Linked DNA regions of Homo sapiens: region 2 is linked to region 1. A link is a contact called in ENCODE Hi-C or POLR2A ChIA-PET data. All regions are on one chromosome and are shown on one strand. The core of a region is the stretch at or near the end of the contact, and the rest is flanking DNA. Distances in the headings are between cores, read along the strand shown.

Evidence for each region. A loop is a pair of places that touch in the nucleus more often than their neighbours do. ChIA-PET counts read pairs that join two places held with the same protein, here RNA polymerase II (POLR2A). Pooled maps may share reads with other maps.
Region 2: a loop to region 1 is called in a map of adrenal gland, with 4 times the contacts of the local background. The contact joins the enhancer-like site here to the promoter of YPEL3-DT in region 1. A Hi-C loop is called at or near these places in 28 of 168 maps with a recorded cell type or tissue (B cell, CD14-positive monocyte, CD4-positive, alpha-beta T cell and 21 more), 24 of 37 single-sample maps with no recorded cell type and 39 of 50 pooled maps. POLR2A ChIA-PET finds 5 or more read pairs at or near these places in 21 of 52 experiments (B cell, CD4-positive, alpha-beta T cell, CD4-positive, alpha-beta memory T cell and 17 more).

Annotation. Positions count from the first base shown.
Region 1 is chr16:30,092,948-30,098,176 of GRCh38, reverse strand. It overlaps YPEL3-DT (YPEL3 divergent transcript), which reads right to left and starts at 1,747. Exons shown (of 2, transcript NR_135192.1): 1 at 758-1,747. YPEL3 (yippee like 3) reads left to right here and starts at 1,964. Exons shown (of 4, transcript NM_031477.5): 1 at 1,964-2,925; 2 at 3,031-3,074; 3 at 3,280-3,388. The coding sequence starts at 2,695. RefSeq lists silencers at 1,518-1,567, 1,588-1,657, 1,718-2,067 and an enhancer at 1,538-2,144.
Region 2 is chr16:30,127,914-30,133,621 of GRCh38, reverse strand. No RefSeq gene overlaps it. Among named protein-coding and RNA genes, the nearest start is that of MAPK3, 7.5 kb to the right of the region's middle. Within about 2 kb of position 2,766, at least 2 of the 41 ENCODE cell types and tissues checked have a DNase peak (open chromatin) inside an H3K27ac peak, as active enhancers do; they include CD8-positive, alpha-beta T cell and natural killer cell, where a contact is called at or near this core.

The DNA of each region.
Region 1 (5,229 bases), core at 498-2,997:
GTCTAGGGGATCCTATACATTGGCATCTTTAGATGTAGAATCTGACTTAACTGGGTTGTCCTAGGAGGGTACTGAGTTTGGTTTCTCTTTTACGTCATCCTTTAAGGGAAAGGGAAGGACATGTTCCTGTCTCCAACACAGAGCATAATCTATTTCCTCTTGAGAGACTGGACTTTTTTTATTAACATACTGGATTAAGAGTTGGCATATCCAATCCTCGTCTGATCCAAACTTTGGCCAAAAGACTGAGGGTCTGAGGATAGGTTCTTTGGTCCAAATAAAACAGCAATATTTTATCATTCACTGTCTTTCCTTGTGTTACATGGTTCTTTCATTATACCTCCAGTACTCTAACATAAGGCCCAGAGGACTGTCAGGGGGAATTTTATTGTCTGCTTGGCCTTTTGTACTCCCTGTCTTACTTGGGGTATTTCCCATTCTGGAGGTTGGTGCCCATTTCCTAGGGGCTTAACCTCTCCCTTTTCCCATTGGAGGTTTCTTGCACTCATATGAATAATCGCTTCGTACTTTTTGGCCGCTTCCCTCGTGGGAATTTCAGGCCCCTCTTAGCATTAGCGGGTCGGTATAATCCCCGACTGGAAAACCGCCCTAAGCCTTATGAGGTGACCATGGAACCAAGTCTGGACTCCACACTCGATTCGTGTCCACTGACATGTCTCAGCCATGCACTTTCAACCTCCAAGTGACCCCAACCACCAAGGAAATACTTTGTCGCCCCAGTAGCAACTTTTCTTACCTTGGTCTGTGCACAGAGTTACCCACTTGCCTGGGAATTTTAAGGCTCCTTCCTGCCCACGTTGCTGAAAGTCCGGATTTATTCCTCACTTTGGGTGGACCCGATCCTCCGCTCCTTGGGCCACTGCAACAAGGCAGTGGGACGTGTCTCACGAGGAAAAGTAATCGCTACCCCTCCCAAAGGAGAATGGGATCCCAGAAGACCCTCAAATTTGTTGAAAACAAGTGCTCAGTGTAGTCAAGAAAAACCAGCACTGAGACAGAAGACTTCCCAGCAAGGCATCTTTACTTCTGCAGAAGGGTGCTGCTTGCGCTGGTTGCAATCCCAAGAGCACCCGCCAACAAAGGAGGGAAGTGGTTTTTAACCCTAACGCAGTTCCTGTTTCTGTGTCCTTTCCCCATTGGCTGGGGGGTTGGACCGCACAATCTGAGCTGATCCCGATTGGCTAAGGTTTAAACTTTCCCAAATAGGGTAGACGTGCGACAAAGAAGAAAAAGCGGGAGTAGAATCTGTTTACAGCTTATGACCAGGAAATTGAGTCTTTGAAGAGGAACTTAGCTGTCCCAACAGAGGCATCCGAGAGGCCTGGAGGAGGTGATGCTGGACAGTAGGAATTGCCTGGTCCGACGCCCTGGCTGCCAGGGGCGCGCATCTTTGGGTCTTCCCTGCTAGAAGGTGAACTGAGTGTGTCCCTGGCGCTCTGGCAAAAGCCATGGAATGGGCCCACAGTGAGAATTCCAGCTTCGCCTCTTACTAGCTGGATAACCTAGGGAGCCGCGAGACCTCCCTGGGCCTCAGCCCCCGGTACAGTGGAGCCAACGGGAGAAACGGCCTCACGGGATTGATGCGGGGATTGAGCGGGGCACGGGCGGCGGACAAACGCGGGTCATTATACTCATCTCCCCCAGAGCATGCGTCCCAGCGCCACCCGCTTCCTCGCTCCGCGCCCGGCCTAGACCTTCCGACCCCGCCCCTGCGCGGGCCACAAGCAGGAATGCGAGCAGGCCTGGGGCGCGCGGGCCGCAGCCGCATTTCCGGGCCGGCGGGAGCGGGCGGCGGGGGAGGGGCGGTCGGGGCCTGCGCCGGCCGCCGTGTGACGCGCCCCCTCATTTGCATGCGGAGCGCCCATTGGCCACGGCGGCCGCCGGGACAGGAGGCGGGTCCCCTCCCCCTCCCGCCGCAGCGGCGGCAGCAGCTGGGCTCGGTGTAAACAAGTCCAGGCGCCTGCGAACCCGGGCCCGGGGGGGACGGCGCCCGCCAGGAGCGCCCCCCACTCCCAGGCCAGCCCACCCCGGCGGACCGGGCCCCGCGCGCCCAGGCGAGGTGAGGCCCGCGCCGTCAGGGCTGCGTGTCGCCCCGCGCCCCTGCCCAGCCCGCGAGGACTGCCCCCTCCCCCGGCGCCCGCCCCCACCCCCGCGCCCCAGGTGAGCCCCGGAGTCCAGGTAAGGCTCCGCGTTGCAGGTAAGAGCCCCTGAGCGTAGAGGAGGCCTTGGCGCCCGCAGGTGAGAGCCCCTCCCCTCCTAGGTGACCCTCAACCTTCACGGCGAGGCCTCCTACCTCCTCCAGGTGGGGGACCCTCTCCCCGATGAACCCCCTAAACCACCAGTGAACCCCACTGCTCTCCAGATGAGGTCGCAAGGACCAACCAGTGCCTACCCGCCCATGCTCCCCCGAAACTGGGAACTGACAGCCCAGCCCCTCCAAAGCCCCTTCCTCCAGCTTCAGCTGCCAGGTCAGCAAGGGTGAGGCCGGAAGCAGGCGGGTGACTCACCCTGGGCACCTCCGAGCCTCAGTTTCCCCATGGATGCAACCTGAGGCCTCCTCACTGAGTCAAAACCGAGACGCCTCTGGTCCCCGGAGAGGCTGCTGGCTCTGGGGAAAGGAGAGAGCAGCCCAGTGTGACAGAGCGAGTCCCCACGGCTCTGGGAGTGCCTCGCATGTGTGTGGCCCAGGTCCTGACAGCCCACCTACTCCCTCCCCGGCAGGCACTGGGCTCCCTCTGCTCCCCGTGGGCCGCTCCCCGCGTGGGGCCACTGCCCCCGGCCCCCGCCATGGTGCGGATTTCAAAGCCCAAGACGTTTCAGGCCTACTTGGATGATTGTCACCGGAGGTATAGCTGTGCCCACTGCCGCGCTCACCTGGCCAACCACGACGACCTCATCTCCAAGGTAACCAACCAGGCCACAGTGGGGCTGGAACCTATAGGGGCTGCCTGGCAGCTCCCCACCGGCAGCCCTGACCCCCTCCTCTCTTCCCACCCTCTCACCCTTTAGTCCTTCCAGGGCAGTCAGGGGCGTGCCTACCTCTTCAACTCAGTGTGAGTATCTGGCCTCCCTTCTTGCTTTCCCTGACCTCTGTTGTGACCTGTGACCCCTGGCATCCTGCTGAGACTCCCAGAGTTCCCCGGTGCAGGCAGGAAATTGTGAGCATCATTTCTTGGATGCTGAGGACAGACACAGTGCTTGAGGGGGTGGGCCCTGTGATGGCAGGACCCTCCCTGGGACTACCCCATGTCCCCACAGGGTGAACGTGGGCTGCGGGCCAGCCGAGGAGCGGGTGCTGCTGACCGGCCTCCATGCTGTCGCCGACATCCACTGCGAGAACTGCAAGACCACTTTGGGCTGGAAATATGTGAGTCACCCACCTCTGACCCCAGGCTAGCCTTTGACCTGACCTTCCAACACCTCCTCCTGACAAGCTGTCACCCTATAGCCTTTCAGATTGCATAGGCCGAGCTCACACAAGTCAGCATCCCTGACCACATTCTCTTTATCTTGCACCTTGCAAGGGGTGTAGAACTTTTCTCTTAACCCATCCCTTCTCTCCCAGGCACTTGGATCCCCATTAGAGAGTTAGGATATAATCAGAGTCACCATTTATGGAATGTTTATGTGCCTTGCACTGTTGTGTGCCTGGCGTCTATTATCTCATTCAATCATTGCAGTGATCCTCTAGGTAGAAGCTATTATTATCTCTACAGAAGAAGACAGGGAGGCCCAGAGATGTTAGGTAACTTGCCCAAGATCACCCAACTGGTAAGTAACAGAATAGGGACCAGAATCTGAGTTGGTTGGTTGGTTTTTTTTTTTCACTCCAAACCCTTGGTCACCAGCTTATATTGTCATTTAGAGTATCAGAAAAATTGCCCCAGACTCTGCAACAACATGGAGCTTGGGTTCACCAGCCTCCCTTTCCATAGTCCTCATTGCCACTGCTGCTGTCCAGGGTCTGATTTCACTACCCTGAGTCTCATTTCCTTATCTCTCAGTGGAAGATAAAGCCACTGCCTAGCACCCAGGATTGTTACAGGGATCAGATTAGATGCTCAGGAAGATGCTCTTGGGACACTGCAAGGGACAGGATTCTTCAGGCGTCGCTTGGAACTGTGGTGCCTCTGTGAGGTGGATGTCCCAGGCAGAGCCAGCCAGCCAGCCCTGACCTGAGCTCGCTGCTGACCCTGCCACAGATTGGCTGTGTGTCTCTGGACAGGTGGCTTGGCCACTCTGGACCTCTACCAAATAAAGAGCTGGCCGGCCAGGCACAGTGGCTCACACCTGTAATCCCAGCACTTTGGGAGGCCGAGGCGGGTGGATCACAAGGTCAGGAGATTGAGACCATCCTGGCTAACACGGTGAAACCCCATCTCTACCAAAAATACAAAAAAAAAAAAAAAAAATCAGCTGGGTGTGGTGGCGGGCGCCTCTAGTCCCAGCTACTCATGAGGTTGAGGCAGGAGAATTGCGTGAACCCAGGAGGCAGAGCCTTGCAGTGAGCGGAGACAGAGCGAGACTCCGTTTCAAAAATAATAATAATTAATAAAGAGCTGGCCTAAACAAGAGGTCAAAAACTCAAGTGCCAGGCTGGGTGTGGTGGCTCACGCCTGTAATCCCAGCACTTTTGGGAGTCTGAGGCAGGTGGATCACCTGAGGTCAGGAGTTCGAGAACAGCCTGACTAACATGGTGAAACCCCATCTCTACTAAAAATACAAAAATTAGCTCGGCGTGGTGGTGGGCGCCTGTAATCCCAGCTACTCGGGGCCAAGGCAGCAGAATCACTTGAACCCGGGAAGCGGAGGTTGCAGTGAGCCGATATCGCGCCGTTGCACTTCCAGCCTGGGCGACAGAGCAAGACTCCCTCTCAAAACCAAACAAACAAAAAAACCTCAAGTGCCTGCAAGGCCAAGCAGATACTGTAGATGTGTAAAGGGTAGCATAGATTGGCAGGGTTGGGAGTTGGGGGCAGGCTGGGCAAACTGGAGTGAGCAAGGCCTACTTATATTTTAATACTTTAAAGTTATTTTTATTAAACTGTCTGCTGTCCAAACATAATACATGTTGTAGGCCAAAATGGCCATGAAGCTACCAGTTTGCAAACCCTGAACTGTGAAATCTTTTAGCCACTTCCCTATCTTCTCTGTTGGAGCCATCATTAGTACTTAAAAAAGTACCTTTGAGTCAGGGAGTTCTATTCT
Region 2 (5,708 bases), core at 1,517-4,016, 34 kb before region 1:
AATACAAGAATGGATTAATACACTGGGGGACATCAAAGCTCTAAGATGACAGTGCCGGAGCTCTGAGGATCTTTTCCCCAGCAAAACAAGCAAAGCTGGTGAAAACCATTTAAAAATAAATAAACACTTAAAGTTTCTGGAATTATCCTAATGTCATATAACAGATGAATAAACATTTAATTTTATTTTTTATTGAGATGGAGTCTTGCTCTGTTGCCCAGGCTGGAGTGCAGTGGTGCAATCTTGGCTCACTTTCTTATTCAAGAAAATCTACTAAAACTCAGTAAGAACAGGGAGAATCTGTGGCATTGAATTTTATTACTTTTATTATTATTATTTTGTAGAGATGGGGTTTCACTATGTTGCACAAGCTGGTCTCAAATTCCTGGGCTCAAGCTATCCTGCCACCTCGGCCTCCCAAAGTGCTGGGATTATAAGCATTGTTATCGGTGAAAGGTTATCCAAGTTACCGGTGACAAATCTGTACGGGTCTGCAGCAACCTCAATTCTTGCCTCCACAGAAGAAAGAACCACAGGGCATAAGGCAGAAAAAGAGACCAAGGGAAGTTTCAGAGCAGGAGTGGAAGTTTATTTTAAATGGCTTTAGAATGGGAAAGAAAGGTAAGTACATTTGGAAGAGACTCAAGTGGGCACCAAGGTCAAGCGTGGTGTTCAACCTTGATCCTAGGACTTTATAGGCTGGCTCCTTTCCCATGATTCTTCCCTTAGGATGGGCTGCCTGCATGCACAGTGGCCTCCTTACCCTGGGAAGGTGAGCATGCACAGTGTGTGTAGGAAGTTGTATGCATGCCTATCTGAGGTTTTCTTCCCTTTTCCGGTGGTCTGACCCCGGAAGGTCATGCTCCATCATTTTGTCTCTTTCTTTTTTGTTTGTTTGTTTTTTTTTTGAGACAGTTTCACTCTTGTTTCCCAGGCTGGAGTGTAGTGGCCTGATCTCAGCTCACTGCAACCTCCACCTCCTGGGTTCAAGCAATTCTCCTCCTTCAGTCTCCTGAGTAGGTGGGATATCAGGCACCCAACACCACGCTTGGCTAATTTTGTATTTTTAGTAGAGATGGGGGTTTCACCACATTGGCCAGACTGGTCTTGAACTCCTGACCTCAGGTGATCCGCTCGCCTCAGTCTCCCAAATTGCTGGGATTACAGGTGTGAGCCACCGTGCCCAGACTATTTTGTCTCTTAATGCACATGTCCAGGAAATTGCTTCTCCCTGGTGTCTGCATTCAATTAACACTCTAACATAACAGCTGTGGACCATCAGGAGCTTGTCTCTCTCTCTGGCGCTGGCTGCCAAATTATTTAGAGAGGCAATGTGATCATTGTTGAACCATCACTTGACATTCCTGGTGGGTGGGGAAGAGCCCTCTCCAGCCCTGCTCATGCCTGTTTAACTACCTGTAACATTATGAGCCACTGTGCCAGGCCATCTGTGGCATTTAAGCCAGGAGGACCAACTATCTCCTGACTGCCCTCCCCCCACAGTTCAGCTGGAAGGAAACTGCTCTCTGAGTAGATGTGGCCAAGAAGACAAGCTCCCTCTCCCCTCAGCTGCCAATCAAGGCTTACCATATCTCACCAGGAGGAGCATGCTGCCACCAGTTTTCATCCCCTCCAACTCCAAATTGAAGAGGCTACATTTCTGGTGAACGTGGTAAAGAAGTAGGGCACTCTTCTCCTCCACCCAGCACTCGCCCACACCATAGAATGAAGGCTGTACCATCAGTGACAGTCCAAGAATACTGGGACCATAATCACACTCCTCCCAGCTTGCTTGTGGAACAGAGATCCCATGCCAGGAGGGGCAAGCCACGAAAACCAGAGGCTACTGCTCCACCAGTGTCCAAAATAGGGTCTCAGAGGCTTTGCCCAGTGGGACAGACAGTTCATAAAAAAAGAGACCCCAAGGGCCAGGCATGGTGGCTCACACCTGTAATCCCAACCCTTGGGAGGCCGAGGCAGGTGGATCACCTGAGGTCAGGAGTTCGAGACCAGCCTGGCCAACATAGTGAAACTCCACTCTACCAAAAATACAAAAATTAGGCTGGGCACAGCGGTTCACACCTGTAATCCCAGCACTTTGGGAGGCCAAGGTGGATGGATCACCTGAGGTCAGGAGTTCGTGACCAGCCTGGCCAACATGGTGAAACCCTGCCTCTACTAAAAATAAAAAATTAGCCAGGTGTGGTGGCATGTGCCTGTAATCCTAGCTACTGAGGCAGGAGAATCGCTTGAACCAGGGAAGCAGAGTTTGCAGTGAGCCACGATCACGCCACTGCACTCTAGCCTGGGGGACAGAGTGAGACTCCATCTCAAAAAATTTAAAAAAAAAAATACAAATATTAGCTGGGCATGGTGGCGCACACCTGTAGTCCTGGCTACTCAGGAGGCTGAGGCAGGAGAATTGCTTGAACCCGGGAGGCAGAGGTTGCAGTGAGTTGAGATTGTGCCATTGCACTCAGCCTGGGCAACAAAAGTGAAACTCCATCTCAAAATAAATAAATTAGATAAATAAATAAATAAACAAACAAGACAAAAAGAGACTCTTGGCAGCAGCAAGAGAAAAACAACTCATCGCGTACAAGGAAACTCCAATGAGATTGACAGTTGATTTCTCATCAGAAACAACGGAAGCCAGCAGGTGGTGGGATGACACATTCAAAGTTGATTCTTGTCTCTGTGGTGGTTATATTCCCCAAAGTCACCACAAACAATGAATTAGAGAATACTGAACATTGCTTCTAGCGGAAATACATGGTGAAGTTCCTGCCAGCCTCTGATCACCACACTTTTGTCAACCAATCAGTCCACAGCTGTGTGTTACATGTGATTCTGTTTTGGGTTTTGTTTGTTTTTTGTAGGTCTTGCTCTATCGCTCAGGCTGAAGTGCAGTGGCACAATCACAGCTCACTGCAGCCTTGAACTCCTAGGCTCATGCCAGGCGCGGTGGCTCACGCCTGTAATACCAGCACTTTGGGAGGCCAAAGCAGGCGGATCATGAGGTCAGGAGACCGAGACCATCCTGGCTAACACGGTGAAACCCCGTCTCTACTACAAATACAAAACATTAGCCGGGCGTGGTGGCAGGCGTCTGTAATCCCAGCTACTCGGGAGACTGAGGCAGGAGAATAGCGTGAACCTGGGAGGTGGAGCTTGCAGTGAGCTGAGAGATCTTACCACTGCACTCCAGCCTGGGCGACAGAGCGAGATTCTGTCTCAAAAAAACAAAACAAAACAAAAATCCTAGGCTCAAGGAATTCTCCTGCCTCAGTCCTGTAGCTGGGACTACAGACGCGCATCACCACTGCGCCTGGCCCCCACATCTATCTTTTCAGACTGGTTTGGGACTACAGGCACACACCACCAGGGGTGGTGTATGTGTGCCTGTAGTCCTAGCTACTCAGGAGGCTGAGGTGGGAGGATCACTTAAACCCAAGAGTTCGAGGCTGCAGTGAGCTATGATCAGGCCACTGCACTCCAGCCTAGGTGACAGAACAAGATCCTGTCTCTAAAAAAGATAAAATAAAAAATAAGGCCAGGCGCGGTGGCTCGCGGTGGCTGGCTGTAATCCCAGCACTTTGGGAGGCTGAGGTGGGCGGATCACAAGGTCAGGAGTTCGAGATCGGCCTGGACAACATGGTGAAACCCCGTCTAGGAAACTAGTCTTCCCAGCTAATTTTGTATTTTTAGTAGAGACAGGGTTTCACCACATTGGTAAGACTGGTCTTGAACTCCTGACTTCAAGTAATCCACCCCTCTTTGGCCTCCCAAAGTGCTGGGATTATGGGTGTGAGCCACCATGCCCACCCCATAATTACTTTTGCACCAACAAAATATAAGAGGGCTTCAAAGGGAAGACACCAGCATAATGGCCTTCAAGATATTGTACGATCTAGCCGGGCGCAGTGGCTCACGCCTGTAATCCCAGCACTTTGGGAGGCTGAAGCGGGAGGATCAGCTGAGGTCGGGAGTTCAAGAACAGCCTGACCAACGTGAAGAAACCCCGTCTCTACTAAAACAAAATACAAAAAATTAGCCGGGCGTGGTGGTGCATACCTGTAATCCCAGCTACTCGGGAGGCTGAAGCAGGAGAATTACTTGAACCCGGGAGCCAGAGGTTGCCATAAGCTAAGATCGTGCCATTGCACTCCAGCCTGTGCAACAAGAACAAAACTCCATCTCAAACAAAAAAAAAAAAGAAAAGAAAAAAAGAAAAGAAATTGTACAATCTAAACTGAACATGGTGGCTTGCATCTATAATCCCAGCTACTTGGGAGGGTGAAACAAGAGGATTGCTTGAGGCCAGGAGTTCGAGACCAGCCTGAGCAACATGGAGAGACCCCTATCTCCTAAATAATTTTTTAAAATTAGCCAGGGGTGGTGGACTTCATTTGGTAGTTAATGAGAGGAATTAGGCCAGGAGCAGTGGCTCACACCTGTAATCCCAGCACTTTGGGAGGCTGGTGGGGAGGACTGGTCTCAAGCCCAGGAGCTTGAGACCAGCCTGGGCAACATGCCAAAACCCCATCTCTACAAAAAAAAAAAATATATATATATATATATATACATACAAAAATTAGCTGGACATGGTGTTGTGTGCCTGTAGTTCTAGCTACTTGGGAGGCTGAAGCTAGAGAACTGCCTGAGCCTGGGTGGTCGAGTCTACAGTGAGCCATGATGGTGCCACTGCACTCCAGCCTGGGGGACAGAGCGAGACCTTGCCTCAAAAAAAAAAAGGTGGGGGGAGGAATTAAAAATATATATATTATAATAGACACTGCTGTAACTGTCTGCTCAGCACTTTCTGGGGATGGTGCCCGAATTTTCCTTGGGAAAACCATCCCTTCCCTAGCCTACTTTATGTCATGCCAGTAGAGATAACTAAACCCCCAATTCCACACTGATTCAGGTTGAAGGATTTGCACAGGCTTCAAACAAAACTAGTAACTGGCCAGGCACGGTGGCTCATGCCTGTTATCAAAGCACTTTCAGAGGCTGAGGTGAGTGGATCGCTTGAGGCCAGGAATTTGAGACCAGCATGGCCCACATGGCCAAACCCCGTCTCTACTAAAAATACAAAAATTAGCCGGGCGTGGTGGCGGGCGCCTGTAATCCCAGCTACTCGGGAGGCTGAAACAGGAAAATCTCTCGAACCCAGAAGGTGGAGGTTGCAGTGAACCAAGATCGCACCATTGCACTCCAGCCTGGGTGACAGAGGGAGACTCTGTCTCAAAAAAACTAGTAACCAATAAGAGTCAAATCTAGGCCTTGCATTACAAGAGACAGAGACAGGGAGAAAGAGAGACAGAGAGAGAAGAGCTTTCCCTTGCTGGAGTTACTGAAAAAACCAGACACGAATCTGCAAGTACTAGCTTCCATCTGGCTACTCTGAGAGGAGGGGGTGGCTAAGAATGGAACCAACTCAGAAGAAAGTTGAGCTAAGGGAGGGATCAAAGTCCTAATGATACTGTTTGAGTCAGTGGAGCCAACTGTGTCTTCACAGTCAGTAAGCCAATGCACCTCCTTTCTTGCTTGAGTCCTTTTGAGTTGGGTCTTTGAAGACTTGTTACTGAAAGATTCCTGCCTACTACAACCTCATCAGGGCCATGTTTTAGGCATATCTGAGGAGGAAGGAGACAGACAGAAAGGAACCTAGTTAAGACCAGCCTGGGGCCGGGCGCAGTGGCTCA